7 separate regions of the Mus musculus genome follow, and all the other regions are linked to region 6. Evidence: chromatin loops called from intact Hi-C (ENCODE). Cell type or tissue: gastrocnemius. All regions are shown on one strand.

Region 1 (4,000 bases), 340 kb before region 6:
CCTCCATTTATTTTTTTTTGTTAATGCTTTTAGAAAATATATTTAAAATCCTCCACCCCCCACAACCACACAAATGCAGTCCTTGCTTCCAAAGTCACAGGTGGGTCAATGTCAAGCTGCTTTGTGGGCCTAATGATATGCTCAAGAGACTGTCCATGAATACCTCTGAACGGATTATTTTTAGAAAGTATTCACCTCTTCTATTTGCAGATCGTATTTTTATTTTATTTCCAATGGCGCCATTTATTCTCTAAGGTCACTGATGAAATAAGAAAGCCTGCACAGGGTAGAGTATTGATACCCAATGAAAATCAGCCTTTGGTCCCCAGCAGGAGGTGCCCTGTAGAACCCTGCTCTCCAGGAGTGAGCACAGCAGGGGGCGCCCTGCTCTCCAGTGTTTCAGAGGGACTCCTTGTTACCCACGTTCACATAATAACGGAAAATATTTATTTGGTGTAACCCAGCAAGCACCCTGTTGCCACACACCTAGTGCCTTTTCAGATCAGAACCCTGTCACAGAGACTGCCTGATTCTTAGCTCCTCTATGGGGTGAATACTCGTTGTTTTGTTGTTTTAATCATTAAGACAACTAAGTGTACATGATGCCATGAGATGCTCATAGTCTAGGAAGATTCCCCAGCCCTGTGTGTGGCAACTGCTGTGTGAAGCATAGGCAGAGAGGTGCGTTCCTAATGGAACTTAAAACTTCAGGTCTCAGCACAGAACTCTCTTGTGTCTCCATGAGAACAGCCTCTGGCTGTAGACACACAGCCACAGGGAAAGAACAGGAACTTTCTCTCAGAAGTTTGAACCAGGAAGCCTTGTGTGCTCAGTGTGCCTTTGATTTCCATCACAATTGCCTCTCAAGGTGCGAGCCAAGTCTCCAGGCAGGTTGTGAGTAGGATTCTAGACACACAAACCTCTTCAGTGTCCCATCCATGTGCTGCAATCGCTGTTGAAGCAATGGCAAGCTGTCACTAAGGCCTGAATGAGGGAGGTCCCTATCTCCCCAGGATAGGCACAATCTGCTCCAAGACTGCTGAGAGAGAAATGTCATCACACACACACACACACACACACACACACACACACACACACACAAACACACACACACACACACACTGTATTCCTTCTGAGACAGGAATGCGCTATGTAGGGCAGGTTGGTCTTGAACTTAAGACCCTTCTGCCTCCACAGTGCTGGGATTCCAGGCATTAGCCACCACACTCGACAGAGAATTAAAAAAAAATAAATAAATAAAATAACACGGAGCTTATTTTTGTTTCTCTCTCCCCCCAACCCCCACCCCAGTACTGCAGAGCGTTAAACTGAATAATTCAGAAAAATGTGAAGTTAACTGGGTAGCACCTTAAACGCGCTCTCTGGCCTTAAATTGTTTCTACATTATTTATGCCCGACTGGACAGCCAGCTGATCGAGCGCCTGATCAGACTTGGGAGCTCCCGCGTGGACTGTGTCCTGAGGATTGCTTCCCAATTGCACTTTGAACATGGTCCAGCATGGGTATGCTCTCTGCTCACACGGACGTCCTTTTGACACGTATGTTTACAGCATCAGCATGAAACATTTGGCTTATTATAGCTACAGCCCTAACCCCCCTCGCCCCCCACCCCCACCCTCACCCCCGGAATGATGGTTTCCAAAAACGGAGTGACATTTGGGCAGCTTTTGTCCGGAGGCTTCTGTAAACTTCACAAATCCCCCTCCTTCCCCCAACCTCCCCCCCTCCCCCAGCACACGCTGGCGACTAAAGCAGCCGCGTGTGACCCTCGGGGCCCCAGGCGCCAGCGCCCCCCCCTCGCCAGACAAGCCTTTGACTTTATTTGGTGCAGCACGCGCAGCTCCAGCCTGCGCGCGCATTCCTGCGGGCGCCAACTCACGCGCGGGACGCTAATTTTAGCGCCGCAGCTGGCGCGGGGCGCCGCCCGTGCAGTGGGGCGGGACGCACGGGACGGAGAGGGGACTGCCTAGTGGGGAAGCGGTCCGTGGATTGGGGCGAGGACCGCGGAGTGGGGCGGGGCGTGGGGGTACAGAGTGGAGCTGAGAGCGCGTGGGACGTGGTGGAGGCTCGTGGAGCAGGAACAGAGTAGGACAGGGTAGGGCGCGCGCGCAGTGGGCACACCGGAGCCTCCACGTGCCTATCTGCGGTCATGTATGAGAGGGAGTGGAAGCCCCCTCCACGAGGCGAGTTCAATTCCATGTGTTCCTCGTGGGCCTGACTCACTTCTTTCTGTAAAAGCGACTGGGGTTGGCTGGACCGGAGGCTTCTTTTTAAAACACTCCTTGCTCCCAAACTGCCACGCAAAGTTAAAAGGGGAAAAGGAAGAGCCCCAGCCTGACCCCGCCCGATGCAACCCGGGCTCCGCGATTGTGCGCAGATGCAACAGGACGCAGCCGCTTTGATGCTCAGCCAAAGCATGGCCCTTGTGTGCGCTGCACAATGCATGCATTGTGCGCATGCCCGTCTTGAGTTCCTGGGTCAGAAGGCTGCTGTGGCTCGGTTTATAAATTCTAGGACACTCCATTCTCTCGTGTGTGGAGTTAGCCTCTACTCTTATTTCCCACACTCATGGTAGGTAGGGGAGCCTCTGTGGACCAACCTGTCCACTGTGCCCTTGGCCAAGAAAAGGGTTCTACCCAGTGGCTTTGACCCTAACCTCACAAGTGGCTGTAGCTTGAGGTGCCTGCTTGGGGTTGTTAAAAGAATGGTACAGACACCCATATGGTGCTTATTAGAACAGTCCCTAACGACTGTGACCTGCCTGTGAAATTCTGATTTCAGTTGTATATGGGGTACAATAAATCTTTATCTTTTATCGCCCAAAACGGCTAATTGAATTGCTGTTGGCAGCACAAATAACAAAATGGGGTAACAGCCTGGGTGGAACGCTCCCTCAACCCCCAGCAACTCCCAGCAACCTTTTCCCAGTAGCAACTCAATCCAAGATGGATGGCTATAAGGTTATAACTCAGGTGGATCCCAATAGCCCTTCCTGTGTTCTGCAGATCTCTTGATAGCATACTTAAAAATTATAAGAGAACATAACTTGTGTCTCATTTAAAAAAGAAACAACAAAAGCTGGGAGGTGGTCGTGCACACCTTTAATCCCAGCACGTGGGAGGCACAGGCTGGATCTCCAGGAGTTCGAGGACAGTCTTTCCTACAATAGAGTTCCAGGGCAGCAAGGGCTACAGAAAACAAAACCAACCAACATTAAAATAAATGGAGGCCCTTAGCTGTGCTGAAAATGCTGTTTCTGTTTTGTTTTCCTGGAGACACCGCCACCACACACACACACACACACACACAGTTCGGAAGACGCTGTGCTGCGGCAGGAAAGATGTTTACTAAGTGGCAGAGAAATCTGCAGTGACCTAAATATCTGTCTTGCCTCCACGCTCATCCAGCAAAGCTTGACTCATCTGTGCCCCGTCCCCGTTCCCCTGGTGAGCATCTGAACTGCTAATGATACTGATGACTTCCTTAGAATCACTAATTGCTAAGTAAGAGTGGTTAAGATCTCCAGATTATGTAACAAGTTATTCTGCACAAAATGTACACTATATTTAGAAATATTCAAATGTGGTGGTGTCACCCTACACAGGATGTGTTAGCTCACCGTGCAGGGTGCACTGCGTATTTTACCAGCCCAGTTCTACAGCCCCATTCAAAGGCCAGCCAGTACCTGATGCTCTCTGAATTCTCACTGGGAATCCTGTCATCTTGGTCTCTGGATCTAACCTATCTTAGAGGAGTTTCTAATGTTTTGGGGGTAAATCAAAGGATGTTTTTTGATTTTTGAGCCAGTGTACATTATAGAGGGCCAGCCTCTTACTTTCCCCCAGACACATTTAAGGTGTTGTCATAGAAAAAACTTACACCATGCCAACAGTCATTCTACTGGCTTTTTCATTAAAAATAAAAGGTCACTTTTTTTTTTTTTTTTTTTTTTTAAACCAGGTGTGGTATCAAGTGCCTT
Region 2 (4,000 bases), 260 kb before region 6:
AGGCTTCCACTGTTGTGAAGTGACGCCCTGGGGGTCATCTGCACAAGGACACCAACAGTGTGTGTGTGTGTGTGTGTGTGTGTGTGTGTGTGTGTGTCTATCTGTCTGTCTGTCTGTCTGTCAGGACAGGGAAGGGAGACACAGCTGTACCAGCAGAGACAGTGTGATACAATGGAATCCAGGAGGAAGAAACTTCAAGAAGGGCTCCTAAACAGGCTGCAAATGGTATTTGGGAGGATACACCCTTCCCAGTCATAATCTAAACCAGGGCCGGATGTGGCGGGTACAGGGCTTATAAGGGTAGCTGCAGCCTCTCTTCTGTCTCTGCTCTCTCTCCATCATCCGCTATGCCCAAGTGCAGTTCAATCATGCAGTTGGTGGGGCCCAGATCTAAGGTGTTTCTTACAGGAAGCTGCTCTCCTCAAAGGAGAGTCGGGGGTTAAGTCTGCAACTGTCAGTGTCTGGCAATAAATAAAAGGAAACCGCACTCCCCATGAATGGGGAGGAGGCAGCAGGAAGGTAATTTTTTTCTTTTTCTGTTTCTAAAGCATGAGTAAGATGCTCAATGTGTTTGAGATTATTTGGCAAATTCTTGGAGAAGGTCCCTTGTTCACTAACCAGCAGACTGTAGACCACAGTCTTCCTATCTTCCTCTTTATCCTGATCCTCCAGAGACAGGCAGGTGGGGCACATCTCTGTTTAACTATTAATGATTCATAAAACTCCCGCCCCCCCTACAAGAAGCCCTGGGCTTGTCATGTTAGTAGAAAATCCTATTTTGAGTGTGTTATGAAACAGAGGTTTTGATATGTTGCCAGATTTATGGAAGATGCTGGAATCAAGGCTCTGAGACGCTGGGGCTGGCCGAGTGGGTGTTACATAAAACTGTTCTAGGGACTCGGGTTGATCACAGGAGTTGGGGGATGTCCTGGAGGGTGAAATCAAAGACAACAATACAAAACATGAGCCAGCTGCCAAGCCCGGTGTGCTCTAAGGCTAAGCAGCAAGTCTGGGTGCAGTTTTAACCGGAGACCTGGAGACCTGCAGGCCTTTGCTGTGGCTGATCACACTCAGCCAGCCCAAGGAGTCGGGATGAAAGGCACCTTCACGGGGCCCTCAGGAGGGCAAGAGGCTCCTTGGACTGACTGCTGATTGAAATTCATACTCGCCTGCTTTCCTTCCCTGTCTCCCAGGCCTCCTCTGGGCAATGTGTAATAAAAAGGAGGAAGGTGACCTCCTCCAAGCTTCGACTCTTGTGAAATGCATCTCAGGGCTAAGGTGCATCTCAAGTCCAGGGCTGGAAGCTGATTTCTCCACACTTGGATCCAAAATTCCTTACTGGAAGCCACAGTCCTTTTCTCTTTCAGATGTCAGCTTTTGTGCAGTTTCTAAAAGGCCTGTGTCTGGCCAAGTGTCTTGTTTGTTTGTTTGTTTGTTTATTATCTTTCTCTCTCTCTCTGTGTGTGTGTGTGTGTGTGTGTGTGTCTGCAGGTGCAGATTTGTGGGAGCATATATGTATGTGTGTGCTCGTGTGTGTGCCTCTCTCTGTGTGTGCAGGTACAGATATGTATATGCCTCCCTGTGTATGTGGGTACAGATGTGTGTGTGGATATGCCTCTGTGTGTGTGTGCAGCTGCAGCTGCTTGAGGTATATGTGTCTGTGTATGTGTATACCTCTCTCTCTCTCTCTCTTTCTCTCTCTCTCTCGTGTGTGTGTGTGTGTGTGTGTGCAGGTGCAGATGTGAGGGGTATGTGTGTTAGGTATTTCACCTAATGTATGTGTGTAATAGGTATTTATTTTTGGATCAGGGGCTCCTCATGTACCTCAGGCTGGGTTTGAACTCACTACATCACTACATAGTCCATTGCTGTCAAAACCACAGCGAGCCTTCTGTCTCAGTCTCCTAAGGATTAGTATCACAGGTGAGTACCAGTGTGCCTAACCCAGCCAGCTGTCTTAATTTCCCAGAGACTGGATGGAGTAAGGGTAGGTGTGGAGACTAGCCAACAAAGGTGCTGGTCAGGGTGCTACCAACTAGCCAAAGAAAGTGCTGGTCAGAATACTACCAGCTGGACGAAGAGGTACTTCACAAGGCATGCACCAAGTGGTAGCTCACGGATGGAGGAAGGAGGTGGGGAGGGCGTCTTTCCATCTGCCTTTGGCCTCAGGCTCAATTTCTGCTTCTTGGACTACCAAGGACAAAGCCTTCATTTCTTTTTGGAAGGAAAGACAGACTTTATCCAATCTCAGTCTCTCTCCCTTGCCATCCTCCCCCAGCCCCCCCCCCCCCCATTCATAGAGTTGAACAGTCAGCCATGGCCAACTTGCCCTTACATAAGACAGAGCATTACCTAGAATCCTTCCTAGCTGAAGAGGCTGTAGGGAGGGGGTGGAAAGCCATTTGTTTACTGGTTCAGAACAGGACTTTCTACTTCAGAAGTCTCCAGGCTTGTTATCCCAGCTACGCAGAGGCAGAATTGCACGTTTTCAAAGCCTGCCTGGGAAACAGAATGAGGTGAAAGCCTGTCTAGACAGCCCAATGAGACTTTATCTCCAAATAAAAAGTAAGGAGTCTGCCGAGGCTATAGCTCTGTGATGGAATGCTTCCGAGAGTGCACAAAGCCCTGTAGCATCCCCAGCACAAGAGTAACAATAAACTTCACCGGAATTCAGAAAAGACATTAAAATAAGATGATGCTCGAAAGAGGTGCCAAATGGATCGGGCTAGCCTGGGCTACAAACCACGTGCCCCTCTCCCATCTCAAAAGAAATAAATTAAGACCAACAATAGACATTGACAGATTTCCCAACAAGGGAACAACCAGGACAGTGGCTTTCCACTGACGACCATTGTAGCGGAAGATTATGTTCTATCTCTTTAATAGTGCTATAGGAGGCACCTGCTTACAGACGGAGGAGGAGGCTGGGAGTGAATGTCTGGCCCTGGCCAGCCATCCTCGGCCAGCAATGGGCCTGCTGAGCCCATTTCAACTGAAATGAGATCAATAGGATTCATTTTTTCTCCTGCTGGCTCCCGAGTGATTCATGAATCAGAAAACTAGTTCATGAATCAGAGCGGGGCGGGGAGAAGGGGGGGGGACCATTTGTGCAGTCGGCAAACCTCCATTTCTTTCACGAACCTAGCCGTGAGTTGCATAACACTGCCTGGCACTTGCTAGTTGAAACCAGTCTTTTCGGAAGCTGCTTTACTCGCTCACCTATTCTCCTTCTGGAAAGGGGAGGGACACGGTGTGTACTACTGTGTGTCCAGCAGTCAGTGTGTACTGACTGTGTGTCCGGCGGTCTCGGTAACATTTCCACGACAAGGGAAGCATTCATGAGTCTGCGTGTGTGAGTGTGTCGCAAACAGCCTTTGACCGGCCTTGGGGCCCCTTTAAACCTGAAAAAGAGCCAAGTTCATCTCTCTGTGGAGCTGCTTAAGGAAGCTTTGAGATGGGGCAGTTGGAACATCTCTGCAAGGGCTGATTACAGCCTACTAAGGAAAATGAGATTTTTATCTCACAGGAATTCAGTTATAAAAATAAAATACAGCGTCTGGCTTGATTCAGCTAAATGCACAAGTGCCTGGGTGTTTTTAATTTAGTAGGAAAAAAAAAAAAGCCCCGGACAAGAGGAATGACCTAAAACACTACATTTAAAGGAAAAAAAGGGAGGGAGGGAAGAGGGAGGCTACAGGAAGTGTGTGTGTGTGTGTGTGTGTGTGTGTGTGTGTGTGTGTGTGTAGGGGGAGAGAGAGAGAGGAAGAGGGAAAGGGAGAGAGAGCCATGGAGGACTGGGGTGGAGGGGCGGGACAGAAAGAAGCCACCCTGCTGGCACTTGAATGCAGAGGGTGATGTCACCGGAGCAGTTGGAGCGAAGGGGAGAAAAACAACTTGAAGCAGTGCTAATCCCCGTTTGCTGCCCTGAAGGGAATGGACGGTGGCCAAGGCAGGGAGTTATGGGAAACCATATAAGGGTGCCAAGCAAGCTTTGCCGCCA
Region 3 (4,000 bases), 350 kb before region 6:
TAAGATGAAAGCCGCTCCCTCAGTGCCTAGTGTCTGTAGACAGAGCCTATGAAGAGTTCTGCTTTGCCTAAAGGACTGAAGGGTGTTAGGGGAGTGGACCAGCCTGGCTTCACAATCTCTTCAACTGTGTCCTTTGGCGTGTGTATGTGCACGCGTATCTTGTTATCAGGGACTCACAATTTGTTTGTTTGTATTGAGGATTTCTGTATGGGTTCTGGGGAATCCAGCTCAAACATGCTTGGGAGGCAACATTTTACTGAATGAACGATTCCTCACCACCCAACCTACACACCACCTCCTGCCTCGGGTTTGGTTAAGCAGTCAATGTGGATAACAGGAAATGTCCCCACAGGCACGCGTGTTTGAATACTTGGTCCCCAGCTGGTAGCACTCTCTTGAGGGGTTATAGAACCCTTGGGGCAGGTGGCATGGTTGTTGGAAGTCTCTGGAGGCCAGTCTCGGAGCAGGACAGCCTAGCCCCACTTCCAGGTGGAGTTTTCTGTGTTCAGCAAGATGCGAACAAGCTGAGCAGGATCTTCCTGCAACGCAGACGTTAGCAGCCATGTCATCCCCACTGAGATGTTTGGTGTTCCAACCAAAACAAATGTCCCTCCTTTGGGATGCTTCCCTCAGGAATGTTGTCAGTAGGGACTGGAAGTGTAAATGATGCCCTAGGGGGAGGGGTGCTGAGCACAAAGGGATCAAGGTCAAATCAGGCACAGTCTAGGTCCTCAAGGACATAGGGTTCCACCGTTTCCCACAGAAACATTGGCCCTCTACAGTAGCAGCAGGGTCCACTCCATGCTTATCAGAAATGCTTGGGCCTTGGGTTCACTCTGGATTTTAACAGGTTTCCCAGTGGGCACACAGAGGGGTGAAGTGGACTGTCTACAGGGTAGGCACTGTCTACACGGGACACACCTAATTTCTGCAGAGTGTAATTATGATCAGGTTTTGGGTTGGTATTATTATTTAGCTTTCATGGACAGTCTCAGCTTATTACAAATCCAACCAGGAGCATATGTGACTGCCACAGGATTCATGGGCACAGTCATGAAGACAGTGAGTGCCTGAGGAAGTGGAAAGTCCCTGCAGCTGCCCAGCTCCAGCCTGGGAGGCTTAATGGAGGGAGCCAGCAGGGCAGCATAGGAGCAGAAGAGGAAGTGGACATCTGTTTCTTCAGAGGACACTCGAAAGGACAGTAGCTTCACCGGAGCCCGAGAAAGCAGGTTTGGGAGGAGAACCTTCCTTGTGGCCTCATCTATGACGTACACCACCCTCTTGGGCTCTGAACATCAAGTGGCTCTCCATAAACCACCTCCTGGCCCTGTATGATGTCTGCACATGGTCACTGAGTGGAGGACGTTCTCAGGGCACCAAATGTGCCAGCAGCTCAGAGGCAATGACTTCCATTTGTCCCGTGTACTCTACAGAAGGAAGGGTTCTTGGGACTGATGTGGGATTTTATTATTTATTCCTCAGTGTGTGTTATGTAAATGTGTGTGTGCATTGTGTTTGTTATGTAAATGTGTGTTTGTGTCTGGTATGGTCTGTCCAAGCAGGATGACCAGGCATGGAGATTGGGGAGACAGAGTGAGTGAGTTGTATTCCCAGACAAGAGCCTCAGTTGTGACCTGGACACAGCTCTGCTGGGCTCGAGGAGAGAGACGCATCATCAGTGACATCTTAAACCAGGGTTCCCTTTCATCTTAAACCAGGGTTCCCTTTCACCCAGTGCAGGTGGAGCATAAAAATACCCACTGTGGGCATATTTCCTACAGAGGGGAGGGAGCTCTCGGTCATGGGGAAAGCTGTCTAAATAAAGACACTCCAGGGGAGGGACAGCTAGGCTTCACCAAGTTTCTTCACCCAGAGTCATCTGAGTGGACACTGTGCCAAGCTGCCTCTGGGGAAACTAGAGGGAAGTGTCACCACCCTAAAGCCCACATGGGGGGTGAGGGGCAGGGGTGGGGGAGGTGAACCCAGTGAGAGTGTAGCTCCTCAGCTTCTCCTCAGAGGAGCCCAACAGGCCGAGCCAGCGGGGCAATTGTGCCCATAGTGACATGACCCTCTCTCTGCAGAGCTTCTACCCGCTCCTGCTTCCTGCAGCAGCCACTGGGGCACCTTGCCCATCCCACAACCAGCGTTATTTTCAAGCTACCCAAAAATAACAACATTTGATACGAGGCCTCTGAGGCTTTGGCTGTGGTCATGTTTCTAAATTCTTGACTCAAGGGCAGTAAATGAGAGCACTCCTCTCTCTCTCCTCTCTCCCTCTTTCTCTCTCTCCCTGCCTTCCTGTCTCCCTCCCTCCCCCTAGCCGGACTACTTTTCTCATCTTGAGATGTTGGGAGAACCCCAGCCAAGGGATCAGGGCTCAATGGGCCACAGGATATTAATAGTGGTGTTGAGATCATAACACAAGGCTCTTTGTACCACCATGCTCTGAGCCCCAGGGGGAAAAAAAAGCTTCCAAACAGCTCAGAGAGCGTGCCAGCGTGGGGCTGTGTGTGGGGTGAGTCCCGCCTTGCTGAGCTCGGCCACATTCTCCGTTCCTTCGTTTGTCCATTCCACATTCCACATTCCACGGTGAGGATCTATTTCCAGCGTTGCAGAGTACACAAGCCACCCTATTCATGAAATGCATGCTGGGAAGCATTCTTCCCTGCGGATGTTTGTGTGCTCCTGGGAGCTTGCAGACATGGAGCAAATGCGAGCAGCTTGCAAGCCAGGACCCGGGGGCTCTGGGCCTTTGTCTTCCTCGCTGCTTGCTCCTCATTTCCACGTGCAGTAAATTCCCTCTTCTTGTTCCTAAAATGAGAGTGAGTATGCCGTTCACTGAAGGTTGGCTCTGAGTGGTAGGCGACACTGGTTTGGAAATGAAGAGACCTGGGATGACAAGATGATTCTGTGGGTGAAAATGTTTGCCGCCAAGTCTGACATCTGAAGTCAGCCCTCTGGACCCACCTGGTAGGAGGTGGAAGAGGCTGTTGTAAGTTCTGTGACTTCCTCACACAGACACACAGAGACAGTAAAGAGCTGGAGAGATGGCTCTGGAGTTACAAATGCTTGCTCCCATCCAGAGGATGCAGGTTTGGTACTCAGCACCTGCCTCAGGCTCACAACCACCTGTAATGTTAGCTCCAGAGGGTTTGATGCCTCTGGTCTCCGAGACTCCCTGAATTCACATGCAGGTATCCACACATATCCACATAGTTAAAAATAAGACTTTATTTTTTAAAAAAGGAAGTAAGGAGACTCAACTCTTGCTTTGAGGCTCTCTTTAAACGGGAGCGATTATCTTAATTAAACTACATTTTCATCAGGGGGCCAGTCCCTTGATGTGTTAAACGGAAGGAGCAGAACGCTCCATTAATTTTCTTCCAGTGGTATTTGGAGACCCAGGGGCATCAGGACACTGATTCACTGTGACGGGACTGAGCTGTACTTCTGGGTGACTGTGGTGAGCCTTGGGTGGCATTATAAGGGGTGTCAAACCTCTCTATGACAGTAACATTCATCTGCTCCAACAGAAGTTCTGTCACCCTCTGGAAGGGGCCAGGCTGAAGGCCATGTGACTTAGCAGCTGACACATGCAATCATTCTCAGAAGTGTGTGGCCCAAAGTGAGTGCTGCCTCCTGGGAAATGGGGTTTCAGAAATAGAAAGTTCAGGTTGTAAGCCTACTGGGCGGGATCTGGAGCTCCAGGTGCTGGCAGGGCCCTCTGGGGCAGCCCAGAGGCAGGCCATTCAGTGTGTAAATTCTAAACCTGTAAGGGGAAAAAAATGGAAGGATTCTCTTAGCATTTGGAAGTTGTAAAATAAAATCCCTGTTGGCAGGAGCATTTTTGTTCTGCAGGCCTGTACTTCTGAGCAGCTGTTCTGAGCTTACCCAGTCATTGTGCATGTGATGTGATGTGATGTGATATAATGTGATGTGTGTGTGTGTGTGTATACATGTGAGCATGTGGTATGTGTGTGTGGTGGGCTAGCCTGTGTAT
Region 4 (4,000 bases), 180 kb before region 6:
AGCCAGAGACGGGAAAATGAGCAAGTTCGATGTGAAGAAGGACTATATGGAGAGCTGTTGCCCAGCCCCCAGCCCCCCAAAATATTTGCTTATTATAAAGGAAATTTTTCCAAAAAAATATTTCCAATTCTTGCCTTACACATATTTATATACAGGGCATGCTTGTCACTCCATGTGTGTGGAGGTCAGAAAACAGCTTGTAGGAGGTGAGTCTATCCTTTGACCTTGGAGTTCTGGGGACCAAAGTCAGCTCATTGGCCTTGACAGCAAATGGCTTTACTCCCTAGCCATCTCAACACCCCACCTCACCCCATCCCACCCCTGATTGTTTTTAAGTAGTACCAAGCAGGCGCTCCCTACAGCAACCAAAATATCCTGACTCAGGTTAATAATTTATTGCCTCCCACAGTGGAAACATAAATAAGACCAGCTTCTAGTCCTATTTGGGTTTGCTCTGGCCTGTGGGTCATTCACCCATGTGTGGTGAGCGTACATGTAGTCCTGTATGCTCCACTCTGGATACTGCCCTCGACAACAGACTATCCTGGTGACAGCCAAGTGGACAAAACCTTTTGTGGTTGTGTGGATGAGGATGCTTCCTATATGGGGGCACTAACCCTGGGCTCTGAAGAGCAGCCAGAAGCCACGGAGAAAGCAGGGAGGGAGCATGCCCAGTGGGAAGAGAAGCCTATAGCTGCCAGCAAGCAGGGAGACCTGGGGGATGGGGTGGGGTGGGGTTAGAACCAGCCCTCAGCAGGCCACATGCCTGGAAGAAACCACACTACTGTGGAGACAGTTGTCAGGCAGTGCTGTCCGACTGAAATATGACACCCATCACATAGATGGCATTTTCTAGTAGCCATGTTTATAAAGGTCAAAACGCACAGGTGCAATTTATTTTTAGATCATATTTTACTGGAACACACTTCCTCTGGAATATTATTGCTTGAACAGGTGAGACCGCTCACTTTTTTTTTTTTCTAAAGGAACTCTTCGAAATCCACCCTGCGGCTGGCACAGTTGTCCAGCTCCATTTGGTGCGGCTGTGATTCAACTGCTCTGAGTCACGTGGGCTCGAGGCTGCCACGTCTGGCTGCACAAGCCCATATGTGGTTGTACGTCATGAATAGTAACCTCTCCTCCAGCTCAGGGTCCAAAAGAGAGGTCAGGCCAACGGGAAGGGAAGGGGCTAAAGATCCACAAAGGAGGTAAAGCCTCCCACCTCCTCCAAGAGAGAGCAGATTGGGCAACCCGGCTCTCTAACCAGGGCAGGACAGGAGATGGAGACAGCGGTCCCCTTCCCCCACAGTCCCAAGGGTGTCAGTGTGAATAGTGTAACCAAGAAACAGAGCCCTGAGGAACATTTGCTAAATTCTGCCAAGTGCCTGGACACCAGATCACAAGGCTGACCCAGAAAAGAGCAATTGTACCTGCAGGGGAGGCAGGGCAGGCGAGGCCACCCCGGGTCAGCAGGCGCCTCCCACACTGCCAGGGAGGCGTGCCGGTGGTGGCCTAATGTGGAAATGTTTGAATGTGGGGCAGCGAGGCACTTGGGCTGGCTGGAGTCAGCCAGGGTGACAGGAACCAGTCATGCTGGGGCGGGACGATGGAGAAAGCTTGCCAAGACCCCGACAACATCTTTCCTAATAAGTCTGGCAGGCTCCAGGCCTTGGTCCCCCTCTGAACGACCTCTCCCTTCCACTCCGGTCTTCTCCAAGGAGGAAGGAGAGCGAGCCAAACAGAGCAGGAATTTGGACCCAGGCCTGGCTTTCCCCTCACGGGGCTCTGCAGCTACTCCAGTGCAGAGTGGATGAAGGCCTTTTCCCACAATGCTCCTCTGGACACTTGACTGCGCTGGCCACACTCCATCTGCAACCTGGGCACAACCTGGGCTCAACTGTTGCAGCCCCGTGCCAGGAGAGACCCTTATGGAAACACCCCTCCTCTCTCCCCTCCTCTTCCTCCTTCAGCTCCCTGGGCAGAAGCCTCCACCTCATTTTAGGAGGCCCCTCCCTGCAGTGGGAGCCTGGAGCCACCCTGCTGGCTGTGGATCCTGGCTGCTGGGCCTGCTTGCTCAGGAGAGGTTTGCTAAGTCGGATGTCCCAGCCCCACTCAAAGGACAGGCACAATGACAACATGTGTGTTTGGGTCGGGACACTTTGAACTATGATTCCCAGAAAGAACAGCTTGTACAGCCACTCCGAGTCTCCCAGCAACAAAGAATGTACCGTAGATTAGGCCTGGCTTGCAAAACATTTTTTTTTTTAAAGAGGCACAGCCCAGTCCTTTTATAGGGTCCTGGAACAACGGTGGCTGAGTTAAAAAGCACAGAACAGCAGCGTCACCCACTGTCAATACTTCGTGACCTCCCTCGGCTCATCAGTTCTCCTAAGGTTGGCTTTTTCCCCGAGTCTCTAGACCCGGGTGTTGGTGAAGGTCAGCTGCAAATGGATGAGACCTTTAGGAGGAGGTGACCAAGAATAATTTGCTCAAAGTCTGTAGATGATTAATTAATGTGCTTCTGTTAAGCATAGTTAATCTTTACTCGGAACAGTCGCTGATAAGGGAGAGCTTGGGGGAAAAATGAGTACGTTAACCATTAATCCTGGGAAACACCATAAAAATTAGGATGGAAAACCGTGGATCTGGGAGAGGAATTAGGAGGCTAGAGGGGTCAGCCAGAGGAACCTGACCATGCAAGGAGGTGCACAGAAAGCTGGATGGGAGACCTTAAAGTTCATGCATGCTCAGAGCTGGGGACATGCATTTGTGTTTATATGCTCGTGTGTGTGTGTGTGTGTGTGTGTGTGTGTGTGTGTGTGTGTGTGTATGTGTGTATGTGTGTATGTTTGTGTATATGTGTGTGTACATGTGTGTGTGTGTGTGTGTGTGTGCATGTGTGTATATGTGCATTGTGGTATATGTGTGTATATATGTGTATGTGCATTGTGTATATGTGTATGTGCATTGTGTATATTTGTGTGCATGTGTGTATATGTGTATGTGTGGTGTATGTGTTGATGTTGTTGATGACTGTGTTTGTTTTCCTTTCTTTCTCTTAGTTCCATTACATTGTATAAAAACACTGTGAAAAACAGCATCGCAAGCATGGCACATTGCAAGAAAACCTGATTTTAGTGGCCCTTTTCATTCTAATTTCCCACAGCTAAGACCAGGACTCATTCATTCCCTTGTAGGTATTATTCTCTGGTTCCTCTGGAGAGCAGGGGGAGCCCAGGCTAGAGGAAGCCACTACTAGCAGATGACACCTTGGGGCCACTCCGCTGTATCTGTACACACCCTGTCTCCTGCCAGGCTCCAGAGCTACCCCTCCTTCAGGTTCTCATTTCTGTCCTAGAGAAATTTCTCAGCACCCAACAGCTTCCTGCAGCAAGTCCAAGAGTCAGGACCAACACTCCTGCCTGTCATAGACAGCCCCCAGACTCCACCAGGGTGTTTCTCTGCTAGCATGGTTGCCACAGAGTCTCTGCAGGTCAGAGACAAACCCTTACTGAAACCATTACACATATGGGGCACATTCTGTGTGCAAAACAATGTGAAGAGCTTCCTGGTCATGGAGGCTGGGTCCCATTCCTGGGGGTCTTTGGGGAAGAGGAAGAAGCTTGTGATAGGCACTTGAAATGTAACAGAAACAAGGAATTTCAAAACCAAGAGAACTACTGCACCCCTGAATGGCTGAGGTGGTTCACAGCAAAGCTCTGTGGTATCAGAAACTGGCTCTGAGGTCAGATTTGGGCTTTGCCAGGGTCTAAGTCATCCAAGGTGACCTTGAACTCACTCTATAGCCCAGGTGCATCTTGAAGTTTCAGACCTCCTGCCTCAACCTCCTAGGTAGCTAGGGAGGGCACCATCAGGCCCAGATGCAACAACTGTCTTGTTGCAGCTTAGGAAGCAGGCTGGAGATGGAGAACTGAGACAGGAGCACATTGACAAGATCCCGATGTGAGAAATCAAAAGCCTGAGACAGGAGAGTGTCCAC
Region 5 (4,000 bases), 440 kb before region 6:
AGGAAGGGAGTTACGGGGTGTTATGGGCCTTTCTGTCCTCATCATTCCATGGGGGAGGTCTGGGTCTGATCTTGTGGATCACTGTCGAGTCGGCCTCAGCTGCTTCTGATGAAGATGATGATGTCGAAGCACAGCACGGACTAAGTTGGTCTGAGAGGCGCATGGAACTGAAGGGGCACTGGAAAATATTTTTTTTAATGTGTACATCTGGGGTGCATGTGTGTTCAGGAATGCAGGGCACTTGTACAATCTAAAACAAGATCAGAAGGAAAGAAAAATCTGTTTAGAAGCTAGAGTTTCACTGGACAGAAGGTGGCGCTGTTGACAATGGAGTCCTGTCCCAAGCTTTCCACCTAAATGCTCAGTCACAGTTGGAAAGATTGACAGTAGCAATCACACCAGACGTCTGCAGCTGGAGGCTGCAACTGCTTCCTTCTAGATTCTAAGAAGGGTAGGGGAGCTTAGAAATCTTCTGGGATTGGTTTCTCCAGGCCTCCCTCCCTAGAAGTCACAAGGGCAACATATACTGGGATGTGCCCACACACAATACACACACACCTCACACACCACACACACATGCACACACTCACACACTACACAATACACACCACACACATACACATACCACACCACACACACACTCACACACCCCCACACCCTACATACTACTCTCTTCCCATATCACCACACCCCCACATGCTCACACACACTGCACACACACACTCACCCCCCACACACCACACACACACACACACATACCACACACACACTCACACACACACACACACATGCACACTCATACACACCACACACACACCACATACACACACTCAGCATCTATCTCTGTGGAGAACCCTGGTAAATAACAATAGTTCCAAGAGTCTTCAGTGCTGAAAAGTCCATTCACTAGATGCCATGAAGTAAAAAGAGAAAACCATCTTTGGCAAAAATGTCATGAAGTTCAGTTTAAAAATACCGGGTTTTTCAATTAGTCATCTGTGGTCCTTCTAACCATGGTCAGTTTTCTCTTATCAGCTAATAACTGCTTCCTTTTCCCCTCCCTTCCCCTCCCCTTCTATTCCCTCCCTTCTCCTCTCCTCTCCTCTCCTCTCCTCTCCTCTCCTCTCTCCTCTCCCCTATTTCTCCTTCTCTTCCTCCTCTTCTTCCCCTATCCTGCCACCTTCTGCGACAGTGTTCCATGCGGCCCAGGCTGTCCTGAAACTCTGTAACTGAGCATGACCTTGAACCTCCGATCACCATTCCTCCAGCTCCTGAGTGCTGGCTGGGGTCACAGGTGTTCACCACCAGGAGCCACATTGGAGATGGTGCTTCTGAAGAAGCGGGGGAAACCCATTTTGCAAGCCTATTTTGTTAGCTAAATGGACCAGTTCAATAGTTAACTTTTCTATATGAAGCAGTTGATCAAGGCAAATTTACTCTGCATGGCCCTGTTTCTGTGCACCTAAATTGTGATAGACAGGCAGTTCCACCTACAACCCCTTCCCTTCCCTTACCCTGTGCCAGCACCTTCCTAGCCTTGGGGAAAAGATGGGCACCTTTGGAATGGGAGAGAGGTACGTGGCCCTTAACTCAAGCCCAGGGTGCCCTAGTTGCATATCTTTTCAGTGCAAAGATGTGATTGAGCAGCACCACCTAGAGGCTGCCTTGGAAATGACCGCTTCCCCACGAGCCTGCTCTATGAAGACCACAGGACTGGAGAAAGGACAGACTCGATGGATATGAGAACCGGAGTTTCAATAGTAGCACAAACATAACAAAATTAGATATGGCATTGTCCACTTGTAACCCTGTTCCTCTGTGGGTGGAGACAGGAGGATCACTGGGGCTTGCTGGCTGCCAGACTAACAACTCCAGCTTCAGCAAGAGACTGTCTCAGTAGTGTCAGAGCAAGACATCTGCCTCCCTCCTGTGACCTCTGTGCATGTGCACACACATATACCTACACACACACACACAATCCACACAAATATATATGCACACAGAAACATTGAAGACCACTCTCCCTCGAGTCCCCCCTCCCCCAGTGCACACAAAGCTCTACCTCCTGACCAGTTCTGATAGCACCCAAAAAGTTCTGAGCATCTCATCCATTGAGAGACCCCGTCACAGCAGGGGTCTCTAGAAGTGTGTGGAATTGGAAGGAGGTGGTCTGAATGAAAGCTTTAAAGGGCAGTGGGTAGGAAGAGAATCTTAAGAACCCATTCAAGTCTTTTTGCAAGGAAGAGCCTAGTGCCTGGAGGGAAATGTGGAGGTACACGCATGCTTGATCTTGTTTGCTCTCAGTGAAAATCCATAATCAGCATGAGTACTCTCTGGGCAATTTATTTTTATGCCTTGAAGCAGACCGCGTGGGAAATATTAACATCCTGGTGAATGAGCAGGGCCAGGCTGTTCAGCACCTACACACAGCTCTCTAATGAGAGGGGTTCATCAGGAGGCCCTGGGGTTGTTTTTTGTAGGACTAACTGATGGTTTCAGCTGGACCACCTTCCAGCAGCACGGTGTGGGGTCTTAGCACTTCTCAGACTCACAGGTTGGGAATGGTATGGATGTCAGGAAAGATGAAGTAATGTGAGCCTTGGTGCCCTAGAGGGGTGGTTTGAGAAAGAATGGCTCTCATAGGCTCATGTTTGACTGCTTAAGGAATGGCACTATTGGGAGGCGTGGTCTTGTTGGAGAAAGTATGTTTTGGGGTTTCATATGCCCAAGCTAAGTCCATTGCTGTTGCTCTTCCTGCTTTCTGCAGATCCAGCTGTAGAATGCTTGGCTCCTTCTCCAGCACCATGTCTGCCTACATACTACCATGCTTCCCTCAATGATGACAATGGACTAAACCTGTGAACCTGTAAGGCAGCCCCAATGACATGTTTTCCTTTGTAAGAGTAGCTGTGGTCATGGTGTCTCTTCACAGCCATAGACACCCTCACTAGGACACCTAGCAAGTGCCTGGGGACCTGTGACATGCTAGGCACTGTGTTGGAGCAGTTGCTGTCCCAGACACTGTTCTCTCTCTCTGCAAGTCTACCATGCAAGCCTACAGACTACAAAAGCCTGTGTTAACCTACAGACAATGACAGAAGCCTATCCCTCATCAGTCTAGAGTCCTGAGTCAAAGCAGAAACAAACTATATGGAGATTGGAGAGATGGCTCAGTCAGTGAAGCCAGCCTTGCATACCTAGTAGTCTACAGGCCAGTGAAAGAACCTGTCTTCAAAAAACAAATCAAATGTGTATGTGTGTGCACACGGGTGTGTGTGCATGTGCATGTGTGTGTGTGTGTGTGTGTATCTAAATGTATATATACTATATTTGGAATATATAGTATATATAGTGTTATATAGTACACATATATAGTATATATTACACATATACATATATAGTATTATATATTACATATATAGCATTATATATTACACATACACATACACATGTACATATACTGTAGTGGCTATTCCTGGTTGTCAAATCGACTATATCTGGAATGAACTACAATCCAGAATTGGAAGGCTCGCCAGTGATCCTAATCTGGAGGCTGGGAGATACAAGTTTCTGACCTGGATCTCAGCATGGAGATCTTGAGGCACAGTGGCTATGAATCCCAGAAGATTAAGAAAGGGAGATCTCTGAGTTCAAGTTCATCTGGGAGAAAGCAAGTCCCAGGTCCAGGCATGGTGGCACACAACTTTAATTTGGTCCACACCTTCTGCTGGAGACCTACATAAGGACATTGGAAGAAGAAAGATTCACTCTTTCTTTTTTGCCTGCTTGCCTTGTGGGACTGAGCAACTGCTAGATCCTTTGACTTCCATTCACACTGCTGCTGACCATTGTTGGGGAGCTAGATTACAGACTGTAAGTCATCAACAAATTCCCTTACTATAGAGAGACTACTCATAAGTTCTGTGATTCTAGAGTACCCTGACTAATACATACACATATACATATACATAATCTGGAGTATATAATATATATTCTCTAT
Region 6 (4,000 bases):
ATCTGTGTGTATGTGTGTGTGAGAGTGCATGCATGTGTGTGTGAGTTCATCTGTGTCAGTGTATGCTTATGGGTATAACTTAACTGTGCATGTGTAAGTGTGTTCATCTGTGTATGTGTGTGTGTGTGAGTTAGTTCATCTGTGTGTGAGAGTGTGTGAGCTCATCTGTGTGTGAGTTCATCTGTATGAGTGTGTGTATGTGTGTGTACAAATGAGTTCATCTGTGCATGTGTGTGTGTTTAAGTGTGTTCATCTGTGTGCGTGTGTGGATGGAAGCCAGACACTGACTTTAGAGCCTTTCTCTACTGTGCAACACTTTCTCACTGAACCTAGACATCACTGCTTTGGCTAAACTAGCTGGGCAGAGAGCTCTAAAGCTCTTCTTGTCTTCCATGTCTCAGCCCCAGCTCTGGGGTCACAGGCATGTGACCCAACAAGCCCAGCTTTTTATATGGGTGTGGAAGATCTGTAATCTGTGGAAGATCTGAACTCAGGTCCTTAAGCTAACATAGCAAACACTTTACCTGCTGAGCCATCTCCCCAGTCCCAAGAAGGATGTTCCTTGCATGGAACCATGACTCTCCAGAACCCCCACTCCCCGACCCGGAGACTTCCCCCAGGTCTCTCACTCTCATTCAGTGATCAGCTCCAACTCCATCTTGCCTCATCCTGTCCCTCCCACGCTGTGGGACACCCTACACCTCATTGCTGCTGCTGCTCTGCAGTGAGATCCTACTCCCTCCCTCCCTCAGTTCCAGCCTAGTGAAGACAACAGTAACCCGCACTGTGGCTCTCCTGGGTGACTAATTGGTTAATCCTGGGAAGGCCTTTGAAGCTGAAACACCAGTGTGTTACTCACAGGCTGGAGGCATGAACTTGCCCTAGGCCAGGTCTGAGTCAGCAGAGAGTGGCCTCCCACCTCCATACAGGCTGAGCCAGCCAGCCTAGGTCCTGCTCAAGGTCAAGGCTGTCCTACAGGAGAGCATGGCAATGTAAACCAAGGGAGATAGTGAGGTCTTAGTGGCCTGTGTGGGGTGGCTGTTCTGAGCCTGAGAACTGGGCCCTGTTGAAGATCACATAGCACTCAGTCCTCAGCTCATGCTTCCAAGATAGCACATGCAGCAACCTTGGTCAGGACAATATTTCCTGGTCATCGTTTGGAGAAATATTTTTTCCCACAGCAAATTCCTTAGGAGCCACAGCCTATCTCCTTGCGATCTCCTTAGGTGGGAGGGCAGTGCTGTCAGCCTAAGTCTTGGGAGAAAGATGTGGGCAACTTGTGGATTCCCTCGGCCTTCTCACACGCATCTCTCTTGTGAGGGTGGAGGTGATGGCTGAGACCGGGCCTCACTCTTAAAACCAGGCTGGCCCTTGAACTCACTGTGTAGCCTAAGCTAACCCTTTACAATTCATTTGCCTCAGCCTCCTAGCATGCCTGGCCATCCCATCTGCCTATGGGAGGAAGAAACTAGTCAAGTGTGATGGTAGGTACCTATCATCCCTGCATTCAGAAGGTGGAAGAAGAGAGATCAGGAGTTTAGTGATAGCCTGGGCTACATGAAACCAACCCTGTCTCAGAAAAGAAACAAAAGGCAGGCAAGCAGGCAGGTAGGAAGGGAAGGAGGGAAGGAGGGAGGGAGGGAGGGAGGGAGGGAGGGAGGGAGGGAGGGAGGGAGGGAGGGAGGGAGGGAGGGAGGGAGGGAGGGAGGGAGGCTGGTAGGCCAGTTTACAAACCAGAGGCCAGCCCTTGTGCTGATGCCCTTAACCCTTCCAGCAGGGTTTTGTCACCAGAGCTGGGAGGCAAGAACTGACAGCCTTTAAGATGCAACCCAGTGTCAGATTCCCCAACAATGGAGCAGCAGGTCCCCACACCCTGCCCCCCCACCCTCCTGTAGTGACCCCCATATGATCTGGCCCCCCAACCTCTGCCTTTCCTCTGCCCTCTCTGCCATTTCCTTCTTCCAGAAAACAACCTCCCTGGCCAGAAGGATTTCAGGCACTTCTGCTTTTGTTCTAAAGCCACCAGCTCTTATAATATTTTCTGCTCCTCTTCCCAGGGACTCTGAAACACACAGATGACAACACTTTAAAAACAAAGAGCCGAAGGCGGTGGCACATGTGTATCGCCCCAGCACTTGGGCGGCAGAGACAGGCGGATCTCTGCGAGTTCAAAGTCAGCCTGGTCTACAGAGTTAGATCGGGTCTCAAAAAAAAAAAAAAATTACATTAAAATTAAAACACAAAAATCTGAAGTAAAACCAGGAGGGACTGCTGTCAGCTTGGGGCAGGAAAGGGGAGAGCGGAGAGCTTGTGAGTGGAGGCCTGGATCTGGCCAAGGGGCAGGGCACAGCGGTAGACTGAGCAGAGAGCTTTCTGTTTGGCTTGGGTGGCTGCAGAGGTAGAAGTGGCCACTGGGAGAGAGCTGCTAAGATTTGCAAGACAAGAGCCTCTTTTCTCAATTCTCACACTGCCATCAAGTGGCCCAGTGAGCCAGTGCAGGATGTCTGTGCCAGCCTGAGCTACCTGGAGAGAAAAAAGGGTTGGGACTTTACCTAGGGACTCAGAAGCACCCCCAGCCTAGAGCTCTGAACTGTTCGGTAAATGCCAATCCCTGGCAATATAATCAGAGATGTATACATCCGGGCATGTGCACAGTGTCTAATCAATTCCATGCATTCAGGCAAGCAAACTCACAAGTGCTTGCTGGGAACATCAGCACACAAGGAGACATCTCTGTAAGAATCAGTACAAAAGCCACCGTCTCAGCTGGGCATGAGACAACACACCTATGATCCGAGTACAAAGAGGAATCTCTTCCTTTACTTTTATGTCATGGGTATTTTTTGAGTATGTATATCTGTGCACCATGACCGTGTACTCCTACTGCTCATGATGATAGGGAGAAGGCATCAGATCCCCTGAAACTGGAGTAACAGACAAGTGTGAGCTGTTGTATAGGTGCTGGAAATGGTTTCAGGTCCTCTGGAAAGGCAGCCAGCCCTTTCAAGTGCTGAGCCATCTCTCTGGTCCCATAGGTAGGAAGATGTTGGTCACAAGTTCAAGGCCAGCCTGAACCAGGTAACTCTGTCTCAAACTGAAAGGAATGGGATGAGATGATATCTCAGTGGGTGAATTCCTTGCTGCGCAAGCACGAGTTCAGGTCCCCAGAACCCATTTTGAGAAAGTGGGGGTGGGAGAGCATGGCATGGTGTTATGTGAACATCCTGGTGCTAAGGAGGCAGAGGACAAGAGGGGCTCCTGGGATGCCAGTGTAGCTGAACAGTGAGCTCCAGGCTTGGTGATATTCTAGAAAAATAAGGTGAAGAGGAACAGAAGACACTCAACATGGATCTCTGGCCTTCATATATACAAGGACACACATGCATGTACACAAGCACACCTGCACACAATACACACACACCACAGAAGACTTAGAACTCAGCAGTCCTATGTTTAGGTAACTGAGAGAGGAATGAGGAGGGAGGGGATGCCTAACGGTTCAAGTCCTGACGCTCTTGTATCTCTGAGGAGGTGGCCTCGCCTGAGGAAACAGGAAGCAGGGCAAGATCCAGGAGATCCAAAGTCAGCTCTGAGGCCTAAATATGCGACCCGGTAGGGCAGGACTTCAAGCCTCATTCCCTATGGTGGCCAGCTTTGATTGTCAACTTGGAACAACCTAGAATCATCTGGAAGGAGTCTCAGTGGGGGACTGTGTGCGTCGGGTTGTCCTGTTTGTGGGACATTGTCTTAATCTATGCAGGAAGACCCAGCCCACTGTGGGCGACACCATTCCTAGGCAGAGGTTCCTAAACTGTATACTAATAGAGAAACCTAGCAGGAACAAACAAGAAAGCAAGAATATATACATTTATTTCTCTCCATTCTTGACTGTGGGTGATATATGACTGGCTGTGTGAAGTTCTGGCGTTGATTTCTTACCAATGATGGGCTGTTACTTGGGGTCTGAAAACTAAATAAACCCTTTCTCCTCACTGCAACA
Region 7 (4,000 bases), 420 kb before region 6:
ATTCCCACCAACTGCATGGTGGTTCACAACCATCTGTAATGGGATCCGATGCCCTCTTCTGGTGTGTCTAAAGACAGCGACGATGTACACATACAAAGTAAGTAAATAAATCTTAAAGGGCAATTTGATTATTTAGTATAATAATAAGCAGTATGTTCTCTCTGGGATCTTTGGGGCTCCCTGACCACAGCACATGGACAGATTTGTGGTACCAGACATCTGTCTCCTCCTGTGGAGTTGGCCCCAAGTCCAACTGGAAACAATAGCATAACAATTACTGCTATTCACAGGGCTCTCAGCTTGAAAAGATAATTGGTGACATGTTAGCCCTGACTGCCTTTCAGTACTGAGAGCTGGCCACAGGGTTGAAGCTTCCTGGTCCCTACTAACTTGATTTCTCTATTTCCAGTAGCCTATGTGTGTGATGTCTTCAGCAATAGGATCCCCCCATCGAGTCTACTGGGTAACCAGGGGCAGAGGCAACACAATGCTCAAGTCTTAATCCCCAGAAGATCATTTCCTCAGAAGATGGATGCATTTGGGGACAAGGCCTTCAAAGAGATGACTAAGATAAAAAGCAGTCAGGAGGATACGTCCTATTTCAACATGATTGATGTCCTTATAAGAAGTAGATTAGGGTACAGGCAGTCATAGAGTAAAGACCACTGAGGACACGGAGAGATAACGGTTGTACCGTGCCCTTGGGAGGCCTCCAAAGACACCAACTCTAAGAAGGCCTTAACCTCAGACTTCTAGCCCCAGAACAAAGAAAATGTTAACTGAATCACTCATCGTGTGGGACACGACTACCGAAGCCAGAGCCATCTTCACAGCTACTTGGTCACATGTCAGGCCTCCTCCAGGTATCAGAGGCTCTTGATATGGTCTGTGATCTGGTCTATCAGCATGAACACCCATGAGGCTGGTGTTCTGAGGGTGTCAACATGTCCACAGGTGGAGTTTGAAAAGTGTGGGGTTCAGCAGACTAGAGAAGAATGTACATATGTTTCAGGCAGGGGTGAGACAGGGACTCCTGTGCTCAAGTGTTAGTGGAGTCGTGACAGGGAGAACATGGTCTGGGAGGGTGTAAGGCAAGGCAGACTTCTCAGAGCTGTAAGCTCGTGTCAAGTGCTGGCCCTGGGGCTGGGGTGCAGCTGAGTTGCTGGAATGCTTACCTATCAGCCGTGAAGTCCTGGGTTTGATCCCCAGCACGATGGTGTGATGATGTGCCTCTATAATTCAAGCACTCAGGAGGTGGAAACAGGAGAACCAAAACCTCAAGGTCTTTCTTGAACACATAGCAAGTTTGAGACCCTGTCTCTAAAAACTAAACAAAACTGGCCTTGAAGCCATTGAAGTCGTTGTCTGGTTCAAGAAGGATGTGAGGCAGTGAGTATCCGGAGGTATAATGATGAGTAGGAGCGGGCACATCTGACCTCCTTGTCTTCCGTTGGTGTTTTGAAACAGATCTTTAAAAAGCCCAAATGAGTTCCCTCTGAGTTCTCCATTAATGAGAAAAAGGCCCGGATGGTACCTGCAATGCTAGCCAGTGACCACCAGATGGCACTCTGTCCCCGCTGTGCAGGCTCACAGCCCAGGGCCTCAGGAAATGTGTCACTGTGCCTCCTTTGCCCGACACTCCCCCTCCTCCCGCAGCAGTCCCGTGTCTACACCACAGGAAGCTCGTCTTTGGGGACATGTGTGAAACTCCACACCGCCTGGCTTAGCTCTGCCTCCTGTTCCTCCTGGGGACATAGCAAGCAAGATCTCACCTACCCTGAAGAGGCCCGAAGAGTCCTCCAGGCGCTCCCGAGCCTGCGTTCTGGCTAGGCACTGAGCTTCCATTTTGAAATCTGCTGCCCAGGAGAAGCACACCCGATGGAAGAGAAGCATATTTCAGAACTATGTATTGATAGATCTGCACCCCTGGCACGAATGCAGCCCTGCAAACACGGCTACCCTGGCATTTAGACCACTTACAGTGGGGTGTAAGACTGACGTAATCCCCAACCTCGGCCCTGGAGAATTAATGAGTTGTTCATGCCATGAGCCGTGAAAGAAAGACTTGCACTGGGGTGGGCGGTTACTGCTTGCCCAGAGTGGCGGAATGAGCCATGGGGCTGGAGGCCAAAGGACTCGGGCCACCCATGCAGGGAATTAACTCCCAGAGATCCATCGCAGGCACGGAGGGCACGGAGCAATCGCTCCATTTGAAGTTTGCATGCCTCTCGGCCCTGCACATCTGAGACTTGGGGTCCATCCCATAGGAACCAGTCCATGACCAAAATCTGGCCGTTGAAAATCTACTGTTGTCAAGCTCTGGCTTTTAGGCAGAGAGCCCTGTCCTTGCTTTCAACTCCAAAAGCAATGAATAATTAATCATCACATTCTTGAATAGAAAGGACGTTTCAATGGATGAGTGACACTTTCAATAGGGTTCTCTGATATTTGCTGTTGCTTCCTTCTGTCTGAAGCAGGACCCCAGGAGTGAAAGGAAGCGAAGACAGAGGCAACATTGTGTTTATTACCGGCTGTGCTTTTGACCCATCAGAAACTGGAGTGGATAGAGAGCAGCTGGATCGGATATTTACCTTGGCACCTGCCCCGCACCAGGCTCTCTCTCTCTCCCATATGTTATATAAGCAGTTTCATGCTCCATACTCGGGGCAATGCTTGGCAGTTGGCTTTGAACCTTTTGTGTGAGTGTATGTGTGCACATATGCCTATGGGTGCCTGTGTGTATGTGTTGCTTGTATGTGTATACATGTGTGTGAAAGGCCAGAAGGCAATCCCAGGTGTCCTTTCTTCATACTATCTGTATTATTTTTTTGAGACTCTTTGATCTGACCTCACCAAGCAGACTAGACTGACTGGCCAGTGAGGCCAAGGGATCTATCTACCTGAGTCCTTGTCTTAGTTAGGGTTTTACTGCTGTGAACAGACACCATGACCAAGGCAACTCTTGTAAGGACAGCGTTTCATTGGGGCTGGCTTACAGGTTCAGAGGTTTAGCCCATTATCATCAAGGCAAGAAGCATTGGCAGCATTCATGCAAGCATGTTGCAGGAGGAGCTGAGAGTTCTAAGTCTTCATCCAAAGGCAGACAGGAGACTAGCTTCCAGGCATCTAGAATGAGGGTCTCCAAGCCTACCCCCACAGTGACATACTTCCTCCAACAAGGCCACACTTCCTAATAGTGCCACTCCCTGGGGCAAGCATATTGAAATCACCAAAGTCCAAGTCCCAAGTACTAGAACTACAAGTGTAAGCCAACACTTCTAGGTTTTTTTGTGTATGTGTTTGTTTTGTTTTTCTCTTTAGTGTGGATTCTGGGCATTAAACTCAAGTCCTCATGGTTGCAGGGCAAGCACTTTACCAGCTAAGTCATCTCCCAGATCCACACCTGGGCTCTCACATGAAGAACCAATGTTTAGAGAGGCGAGGCAGCTTGGCTTGCCCAATGTCACACGTGCTTTAGTAGTTGGCATAAGTCTGACTTCAAAGTCTGGGTTTATCTCTCAGCACCAAAGTTTCATAGACTCATGAACTTCATAGTCAAGATGGACCTGGTGTCTGTGTGTGTGTGTGTGTGTGTGTTGTTACACATATGTGTTAGTTGCTTTGTACACCTGTGCACATGTAGAGGTCAGAGGAGGAAGGCAGGTGTCCTGCTTTGTCACTCTCTGCCTTGTCCCCTACAGGATGACCTCTCAGCGAATCCAGAGCTAGGTTGGCAGTAGACAAGCCCGGGTAATCCTCCTGTCTCCATCTTGCACATCACTGGGGTTACCTGTAAGTGTGACTATGCCCAGCTTCTTACACGCATACTAGAGATTTGAACCGTAGTCTTCAAGCTTGGTCATCAGATGTTCTTGCCTGCCTAGTCATTTCCCCAAGCCCTCCAGAATTTCCCTACGATGAAAGCTAAATAAATGTGACCATATATGAAGTCAAAGGCTGAAGCTGGAAGACTGAGACTTCAGGATTCAGAGAGCCTGGA

What was found. Hi-C counts contacts between places; a loop is a spot of excess contacts. Peaks named below come from ENCODE experiments on the same cell type or tissue, not always from the same donor. Only the 100,000 strongest peaks of a DNase experiment are listed, where the experiment ranks them.
Region 1: it touches region 6 in a loop (2.8-fold over the local background); 25 of 42 quality-filtered maps call a loop at or near these places.
Region 2: a loop joins it to region 6, with 3 times the contacts of the local background. A loop is called at or near these places in 10 of 42 quality-filtered maps.
Region 3: it touches region 6 in a loop (2.4-fold over the local background); 3 of 42 quality-filtered maps call a loop at or near these places.
Region 4: a loop joins it to region 6, with 4 times the contacts of the local background. A loop is called at or near these places in 9 of 42 quality-filtered maps.
Region 5: a loop joins it to region 6, with 5 times the contacts of the local background. A loop is called at or near these places in 38 of 42 quality-filtered maps.
Region 7: a loop joins it to region 6, with 9 times the contacts of the local background. A loop is called at or near these places in 38 of 42 quality-filtered maps.

The regions. Positions count from the first base shown.
Region 1 is chr8:126,582,320-126,586,319 of GRCm38, forward strand. No RefSeq gene overlaps it. Among named protein-coding and RNA genes, the nearest start is that of Irf2bp2, 9.7 kb to the right of the region's middle. In gastrocnemius, a CTCF peak has its summit at 365 (motif pointing right); DNase peaks (open chromatin) are centred at 375, 1,497, 1,937 and 2,411; H3K4me3 peaks cover 2,834 bases; H3K27ac peaks cover 4,000 bases.
Region 2 is chr8:126,662,608-126,666,607 of GRCm38, forward strand. No RefSeq gene overlaps it. Among named protein-coding and RNA genes, the nearest start is that of Gm31603, 65 kb to the right of the region's middle. RefSeq lists an enhancer at 2,814-4,000. In gastrocnemius, no CTCF peak of the experiment used is centred here; DNase peaks (open chromatin) are centred at 959, 2,112, 2,719, 3,073 and 1 more place; H3K4me3 peaks cover 1,287 bases; H3K27ac peaks cover 4,000 bases.
Region 3 is chr8:126,564,293-126,568,292 of GRCm38, forward strand. It overlaps Gm39286 (a long non-coding RNA gene), which reads right to left. Exons shown (of 3, transcript XR_879365.3): 3 at 3,042-3,769. Among named protein-coding and RNA genes, the nearest start is that of Gm39286, 5.6 kb to the right of the region's middle. In gastrocnemius, a CTCF peak has its summit at 2,046; DNase peaks (open chromatin) are centred at 2,015, 2,508 and 2,678; H3K4me3 peaks cover 2,409 bases; H3K27ac peaks cover 4,000 bases.
Region 4 is chr8:126,734,512-126,738,511 of GRCm38, forward strand. No RefSeq gene overlaps it. Among named protein-coding and RNA genes, the nearest start is that of Gm31603, 6.8 kb to the left of the region's middle. In gastrocnemius, a CTCF peak has its summit at 2,351; DNase peaks (open chromatin) are centred at 695, 1,106, 1,718 and 2,306; H3K4me3 peaks cover 1,901 bases; H3K27ac peaks cover 4,000 bases.
Region 5 is chr8:126,481,519-126,485,518 of GRCm38, forward strand. No RefSeq gene overlaps it. Among named protein-coding and RNA genes, the nearest start is that of Tarbp1, 8.5 kb to the left of the region's middle. In gastrocnemius, CTCF peaks have their summits at 307 (motif pointing right) and 1,666 (motif pointing left); DNase peaks (open chromatin) are centred at 325 and 1,651.
Region 6 is chr8:126,918,608-126,922,607 of GRCm38, forward strand. No RefSeq gene overlaps it. Among named protein-coding and RNA genes, the nearest start is that of Gm31718, 12 kb to the left of the region's middle. In gastrocnemius, a CTCF peak has its summit at 2,468 (motif pointing left); a DNase peak (open chromatin) is centred at 2,437; H3K4me3 peaks cover 349 bases; H3K27ac peaks cover 2,077 bases.
Region 7 is chr8:126,496,113-126,500,112 of GRCm38, forward strand. It overlaps Gm51605 (a long non-coding RNA gene), which reads right to left. Exons shown (of 2, transcript XR_003947621.1): 1 at 1,176-4,000. Among named protein-coding and RNA genes, the nearest start is that of Gm51605, 2.6 kb to the right of the region's middle. In gastrocnemius, a CTCF peak has its summit at 1,562 (motif pointing right); DNase peaks (open chromatin) are centred at 1,144, 1,602 and 2,068; H3K4me3 peaks cover 1,075 bases; H3K27ac peaks cover 2,277 bases.